Linked DNA regions of Homo sapiens: region 2 is linked to region 1. Evidence: read pairs that join two places in POLR2A ChIA-PET (ENCODE). Cell type or tissue: Panc1. All regions are shown on one strand.

Region 1 (4,000 bases):
GGCCAGGCACGGTGGCTCACACCTGTAATCTCAGCACTTTGGGGGTCCGAGGCAGGGGGATCACAAGGTCAGGAGTTCAAGACCAGCCTGGCCAACACAGTGAAACCCCATCTCTACTAAAAATACAAAAATTAGCTGGGCATGGTGGCGCATGCCTATAGTCCCAACTACTTGGGAGGCTGAGGCAGGAGAATTGCTTGAACTCAGGAGCCGAGAATGTGCCACTGCACTCCAGCCTGGGCAACAGAGACAGACAGAAAGAAAGACAGAAAGAAAGACAGACAGAAAAGAAAGAAAGAAAGAGAAAGAAAGAAAGAAAGAGGGAAAGAAAGAAAAGAAAGAAAGAAAGACAAAAAGAAAGAAAGAAAATTATTTTTAAGTTAATAAACATACGCCAGCATCTTTTTCTTTTTCATCCTCCTTGTCATCTTTGTCTTTTTTCTTCTCTTTAGAACTTTCCCCACCATCAGTTTTCTCTTTGGACCTAGATCTACCAAAAAAATAAAAGAGACAAGAGAAATGTCATTCATTTGTACTTAGAAACATTCATTTTTAAATACTTTTTTTTTTTTTTTTGAGACAGTGTCTCACTCTGTCGCCCAGACTGGAGTGGAGTGAAATGGTGCGATCTCAGCTCACTGCAACCTCCACCTCCCGGGTTCAAGCGATTCTCCTGTCACAGACTCCCGAATAGCTGAGATTACAGGTGCCAGCCACCACACTCATATAATTTTTGTATTTTTAGTAGAGACAGGTTTTCACCATGTTGGCCAGGCTGGTCCTGAACTTCTAACCTCAGGTGATCTGCCCACCTCAGCCTCTCAATGTGCTGGGATTATAGGCATGAGCCACCTCGCCCGGCCTTAAAATACTTTTACAGGTGGGGTAAGGTGCCTCACACTTATATACCCAGCACTTTGGGAAGCCAAGGCAGGAGGATCAATTGAAAACAGGAGTTAAAGAGATCAGCCAGGGGAACATAACAAGATCCAATCTTTCCAAAATATACTAAGAATTAGCTGGGTATGGTGGTGTGCACCTGCAGTCCTACCTACTGAGGAGGCAGAAACAAGACGATCACTTGAGCCCAGTAGTTCGAGGCTGCAGTCAGCTATGATCCCATCACTGCACTCAAGCTTGGGTGACAAAGTGAGACCCTGTCTCTTTTTAAAAAAAAAAAAAAAAAAAAAAAATTTGGTCAGGCATAGTGGCTCATGCCTGTAAGCTCAGTATTTTGGGAGGCCAAGGCAGGAAGATCACTTGAGCCCAGGAGTTCGAGACCAGCCAGGATAATACAGTGAGACCTCGTCTCTATTAAATTAAAACAAAAAATACATAAGTACACTTATTAGACTTGTATTCCAATATTTAGGTAAGAAATAAACTTCTAAGAGTCAACTGTGTTTTCATATTCCATTAACAAACACCTGGAGGCTGGGCATGGTGGCTCATGCCTCTAATCTCAGCACTTTGAGAGGCCAAGGCAGGCAGATCACGAGGTCAGGAGATCGAGACCATCCTGGCCAATATGGTGAAACCCCAACTCGGCCGGGCGCGGTGGCTCACGCCTGTAATCCCAGCACTCTGTGAGGCCGAGGCAGGTGGATCACATGAGGTTAGGAGTTCTAGACCAGCCTGACCAACATGGTGAAACCCTGTCTCTACTAAAAGTACAAAAATTAGCCGGGCTTGGTGGCAGGCGCCTGTAATCCCAGCTACTCAGGGGTGGGAGGCCGAGGCAGGAGAATCACTTGAACTCGGGAGGCGGAGGTTGCAGTGAGCCGAGATTGCACCATTGCCCACCAGCCTGGGAGACAAGAGCAAAACTTCACCTCAAAAAAAAAAAAAAAACAAACAAAAAAAACAAACCCCGTCTCTACTAAAAAATACAAAAATCAGCTGGGTATGGTGGCACGTGCCTGTAATCTCAGCTATTCAGGAGGCTGAGGCAGGAGAATAGCCTGAACCAGGGAGTCAGAGGTTGCAATGAGCTGATATTGCACAACTACATTCCAGCCTGACGACAGAGCAAGATTCTGCCTCAAAAAAAAAAAAAAAAAAAAAACCTTGAAAATATAACGAAAAAAATTAATCCCATGACACTAATGGGAAGCATTACTAAATATTTGGAAATTCAACCCAAGAAAAACTGAACATACTACATACAAACAATATAGTTTGTTTATAGGTAGGATAGTTAAAATGTGATAAATGAAGAAACAGACCAATATATTAATATTCTGCAAGATAATTTATATATGTAATAACGTTTAAAATCCCAAGGGACATGCATTTCGAATGTTCTAATGTTCTAATGATTTTAGGGGATTTTTTTGAGACGGAGTCTCTCTCTGTCGGCCAGGCTGGAGTGCAGTGGCGCAATCTCGGCTCACTGCAACCTCCACCTCCCGGCTTCAAGTGATTCTCCTGCCTCAGCCTCCCGAGTAGCTGGGATCACAGGTGTGTGCCACCACACCTGACTAATTTTTTACTTTTAGTAAAGACGAGGTTTCACCATGTTGGTCAGACTGGTCTCAAACTCCTGACCTCGTGATCCATCCACCTCGGCCTCCCAAAGTGCTAGGATTACAGGCGTGAGCCACTTCACCCAGACTTCTAATGATTTTTTAATGTTAAAATAACCTGCCATTCTTGGAATAAACCCAACTTGTTTACGCACCCCAACTTACGGCATCTCATAATGAATAAAATTTCTTAATTTTAATGTAATCAAATTAGTCAACCTTTTTTCTCCTTTATAATTGGTGCTTTTTAAAGTAGTTTAGAAATCCTTCCAGATTTGATGTAAGATACCTAGAGGTGAAGAAGAAGATACTCTCTGGCACAAACTTCTAAAAGGTTTAGAATTTTGCCATCTAATTTGGTCTTTGCTTGGAATTGCTTTTTGTACACAGAATAAGGTAGGCAGTCTTATTTCATAAAAGGATACTAGATATCCCTAGAGCAATTTAAAAATTTTTCTGGCCAGGCACGGTGGCTCACGCCTTTAATCCCAGCACTTTGGGAGGCCGAGGCGGGTGGATCACGAGATCAGGAGATCGAGACCATTCTGGCTAACACGGTGAAACCCCATCTCTACTAAAAAATACAAAAAATTAGCTGGGCATGTTGGCACACACCTGCAGTCCCAGCTACTCGGGAGGCTGAGGCAAGAGAATTACTTGAACCCGGGAGGCGAAGGTTGCAGTGAGCCGAGATTGCACCACTGCATTCCAGCCAGGGCAACAGAACGAGACTTTGGCTGTTAAAAAAAAAAAAAAAATCTTCACTTATTACATCATCACCTCTGTCATCTATCAAATTACCATGTGTATGGATGCCTTTCTGGGCTCTTTACATGGTTCACTAATCTGTCTGTCCACTGCTAAACAAATTGCACATTGTCTTAATTTCTGTTAACTTTTTTTTGTTTTTTTTTTTTGAGAAGGAGTTTCACTCTTGTTGCCCAGGCTGGAGTGCAACGGCATGATCTCACCTCACCGCAACCTCTGCCTCCTGGGTTCAAGCGATTCTCCGGCCTCAGCCTCCAGAGTAGCTGGGATTACAGGCATACGCCACCACGCCCAGCTAATTTTGTATTTTTAGTAGAGACGGGGTTTATCCACAATGGTCAGGCTGGTCGCCAACTCCCAACCTCAGGTGATCCGCCCACCTTGGCCTCCCAAAGTGCAAGGATTACAGGCGTCAGCCACCGCGCCTGGCCTAATTTCTTAACTTTTAAGACAAGTCTTGGCTGGGCGCGGTGGCTCAGGCCTGTAATCCCAGCACTTTGGGAAGCCGAGGTGGGCAGATCACTTGAGGTCAGGAGTTCGAGACCAGCCTGGCAAACATGCCAAAACCCCATCTCCACTAAAAACATAAAAATTAGCTGGGATATTATGTCTGCCTCTTCATATAATCCCAGGACTTTTGGAGGCCTAGGTGAGAGGATTGCTTGAGTCTACAAGTTTAAGGTTAGTGAGCTATGTTCTTGCCACTT
Region 2 (4,000 bases), 54 kb before region 1:
ATAAATTATACAGGCTGACTAGGCATGTAAGTCCTTCCTGTTCTCCTTCCCTTTGCCTGGTGGGAGGCCTGGAGCTGCTGAGCCAAACAGAGCCTCCAAGGAGCCAGCCAGGCAGTGGGGTCCCTCCAATTACAGAACTAGAAACAGATGACACTAGGCTCATTCCACAGTAGCAACACCTGTTTTCATCCTGTTAGTGTTTAGTTGAGTTCGGAGTTTCAAAAACTAAATGATCCTTTAAAAAATCTAATTACCTCTGAAAATTCTAAAAGATTTAGATCACTTAAATTACCAAACCCTAGCTCTTATTCAATATCATTATATTTCTTTTTCTTTTCTTTTCTTTTTTTTGAGACAGAGTTTCGCTGTTTTTGCCCAGGCTGGAGTGCAGTGGCGCCATCTCAGCTCACTGCAACCTCTACCTTCTGTTTCCAAGGTACTCAGCCTCTCGAGTAGCTGGGATACAGGCTCCCGCCACCATGCCCAGCTAATTTTTGTATTTAGTAGAGACGGGGTTTCACTATGTTGGCCAGGCTGGTCTCAAACTCTTGACCTTGTGATCCGCCCGCTTCGGCCTCCCAAAGTGCTGGGATTACAGGCGTGAGCCACCGCGCCCGGCCATTATCATTATATTTCTAGATTATTCTTAAGATTTGCTTCAACAAAGTTGCTTTTTTACTGAGGAGACTTGCTTAGATTATTATAAAAATTAGACGTTATTTCCTGAGTGTAAATTGACAGTGGAGACAAATGACCAGAACCATTCTGGATGAAAGGAAAACTACATCGGAGCTGTGGAATCAGTGAATATCTCACTTCACATCACTTGGTAGTAGAGATGTGTTCTGATAAAGTTATACATAAATTGAAATTTGATATATCAATTATACCATACTAAGCAAACACTGCATTTAAATTAATAAATGAATTACGAAAAGAATTCTTTTTCAAAGCAAATAATCATGTCTCTCACTTACCTCTTTATAAGGCAAGCAGTTAAAATATTAATTTTGCTTAAATGATACCCATGTATTCAAGCAGAAAATAAAATCCTGACTCCATGTACACCAAAGGTTTTATTGCCACATTCCTCTATCATTGTCTTCAGCCTGTATGATCTAATTAACACAGTAGCAAAGACCTGTCCAGTTCCAACTACAGAAACACATCAGCTTAAGTTTTCTCTGCTTGAAGACCCAGGGGTCAGCAATCCCCATTTCACTATGTAATAAGAAACAGTGTCACCTGAGTTAGAAACATACTGGGTCATTGGCAGACCAAAAGTATTTCAGGATACACAAAAGCATGCCATTTTTAAACCTGACTTCAAATAGATCTAAGTCAGTTTCTCATAGTCACAAACATGAAGAAAAAAGTGTAGTTTGCCTAGTTCTGGCCACACATCCTTTGTATGCCATTTAAAAATATGTATGAAACTTACCATGACTCAATGGTAGAGTGGGAAAAACACGGAAAACATAACAGCTGTATTTGCCGGGCGTGGTGGCTCTCGCCTGTAATCCCAACACTTTGGGAGGCCAAGGCAGGAGGATCACGAGGTCAGGAGATCGAGACCATCCTGGCCAACAATGGTGAAACCCCATCTCTACTAAAAATACAAAAATTAGCTGGGTATGGTGGCATGTTCCTATAATCCCAGCTACTTGGGAGGCTGCCAGGAGGCAGAGGTTTTAGTGAGCCAAGATTGCACCATTGCACTCCAGCCTGGCGACAGAGCGAGACTCCATGTCAAAAAAAAAAAAAAAAAAAAAAGATGAAATTAAGAAATTCTCAGATAAACAAAACCTGAGTTAGTTGCTAGTATACCTGCCCTACAAGAAATACAAAAGGAAATCCTCCAGACTGAAGTGAAAGAACCCTAGATTACTTGAATGAGGAAACAAAGAATACTCATAGCTACATACGTAAATATAAAAGTCAGTATTATTTTTAGTTTGTAGCTTCTCTTTATTTCCTGTATGATTTAAAAATTACATAAAATAATTATGAATCTATGTTGAAGAATACAGAATGTATGAAGATGTACAGGTCTGGGCCCAGCATGGTGGCTCACGTTTGTAATCCCATCACTTTGGGAGGCTGAGGCAGGAGGATCACTTGAGCCCAGGAGTTCAAGAACAGTCTGGGCAACATAGTGAAAACCCATCTCTACAAAAAATACAAAAATTTAGCTGGACATAGTGGCATACACCTGTGGTCCCAGCTAAATGGGGGGCTGAGGTGGGAGGCTTGCTTGAGCTGTGACTGGGTCATTGCACTCCAGGACAGGTGACAGAACAAGACTCTGTCTCAAAAAAAGATGAGTAGGTTTGGGAGGCCGATGTGGGAGTACAAGAGAAGCCAGGAGTTCAAGACAAGCCTAGACTGTAACATAGCAAGACCCTGTCTCTAGAAAAAAAAATTTTTTTCATTAGCCAGGCATGGTGGCACAGGCCTGTGGTCCTAGCTGTTCAGGAGGCTAAGGATAGAGGATCACTTGAACCCTGGAGTTTGAAGCTACAGTAAACTATAATCTCACCTTTGCACTCCAGCCTGAGTGACAGATCAAGACCCTGTCTCTTAGAAAAACATATACAGGAATTTTGTGTCAATAACAACAAAAAAATAGATGGGACTGTATAGGAGCAAAATTTTTGTATAGTATTAAAACTAAGTTGGCATTAATTGAACTACGTTGTTATGAATTAAGATATTAATTGCAATCCACTGAGTAACCGCTAAGAAAATACCTGGCTGGGCACGGTGGCCCAGGCCTGTAATCCCTGCACTTTGGGAGGCTGAGGTAGGCAGTTCACCTGAGGTCAGGAGTTCAAGAACAGCCTGGCCAACGTGGTGAAACTCCATCTCTACTAAAAATAAAATTAGCCAGGCATGCATCTGTAATCCCAGCTACTAGGGAGGCCAAGGGAGAACTCCTTGAACCTGGGAGGTGGAGGTTGCAGTGAGACGAGACAGCACCATTGCACTCCAGCCTGGGCAACAGAGTGAGACTCCATCTCAAAAAAAAAAAAAACAAAAAAAAACCTAAAAATACATATAGCAAAAGAAAGAAGTAGGCCGGGCGTGGTGGCTCCTGCCTGTAATCCCAGCACTTTGGGAGGCCAAGGCAGGCAGATCATGAGGTCAGGAGATTGAGACCATCCTGGCCAACATGGTGAAACCCCATGTCTACTAAAAATACAAAAAGTAGCTGGGCATGGTGGTGCTTGCCTGTAGTCCCAGCTACTCGGGAGGCTGAGGCAATAGAACCGCTTAAGCCTGGGAGGCAGAGGTTGCAGTGAGCCAAAATTGCGCCGTTGCAGTGAGCCGAAATTGCGCCGCTGCATTCCAGCCTGGTGACAGAGCTAGACTCCCTCTCAAAAAAAAAAAAAAACAAAAAACCCAGAAACAAGAGCAAATCAAAATGGCACACAAGAAAATATTGCTTTAACACGGTGGGGCACAGTGGCTCATGCCTGTAATCCCAACACTTTGGGAGGCAGAGGCAGGTGGATCACCTGAGGTCAGGAGTTTGACAACAGCCTGACCAACATGGTGAAACCTCATCCCTACTAAAAATACAAAAATTGGCCGGGCGCAGTGGCTCACGCCTGTAATCCCAGCACTTTGGGAGGCCGAGGCGGGCGGATCACAAGGTCAGGAGATCGAGACCATCCTGGCTAACATGGTGAAATCCTGTCTCTACTAAAAATACAAAAAAAAAAATTAGCCGGGCATGGTGGTGGGCGCCTGTAGTCCCAGCTGCTTGGGAGGCTGAGGCAGGAGAATGGCGTGAACCCGGGAGGCGGAGCTGGCAGTGAGCCGAGATTGCGCCACTGCACTCTAGCCTGGGCAACAGAGCAAGACTCTCTCTCACAAAAAAAAAAAAAACGAAAATTAGCTAGGTGTGGCGGGGGGGCACCTGTAATCCTAGCTTCTCAGGAGGCTGAGGCACGAGAATTACTTGAACCCAGGAGGTGGGAGTTGCAGTGAGTCGAGA

What was found. ChIA-PET counts read pairs that join two places held together with the same protein. Peaks named below come from ENCODE experiments on the same cell type or tissue, not always from the same donor. Only the 100,000 strongest peaks of a DNase experiment are listed, where the experiment ranks them.
Region 2: POLR2A ChIA-PET joins it to region 1 with 15 read pairs; 11 of 35 experiments call an interaction of 5 or more read pairs at or near these places.

What each region holds. Positions count from the first base shown.
Region 1 is chr5:134,767,393-134,771,392 of GRCh38, reverse strand. It overlaps DDX46 (DEAD-box helicase 46), which reads right to left. Exons shown (of 23, transcript NM_001300860.2): 4 at 394-490. Among named protein-coding and RNA genes, the nearest start is that of DDX46, 11 kb to the right of the region's middle. In Panc1, no CTCF peak of the experiment used is centred here; a DNase peak (open chromatin) is centred at 2,060.
Region 2 is chr5:134,820,931-134,824,930 of GRCh38, reverse strand. The region is part of intron 21 of DDX46 (DEAD-box helicase 46); the gene reads right to left. Among named protein-coding and RNA genes, the nearest start is that of C5orf24, 23 kb to the left of the region's middle. In Panc1, no CTCF peak of the experiment used is centred here; no DNase peak of the experiment used is centred here.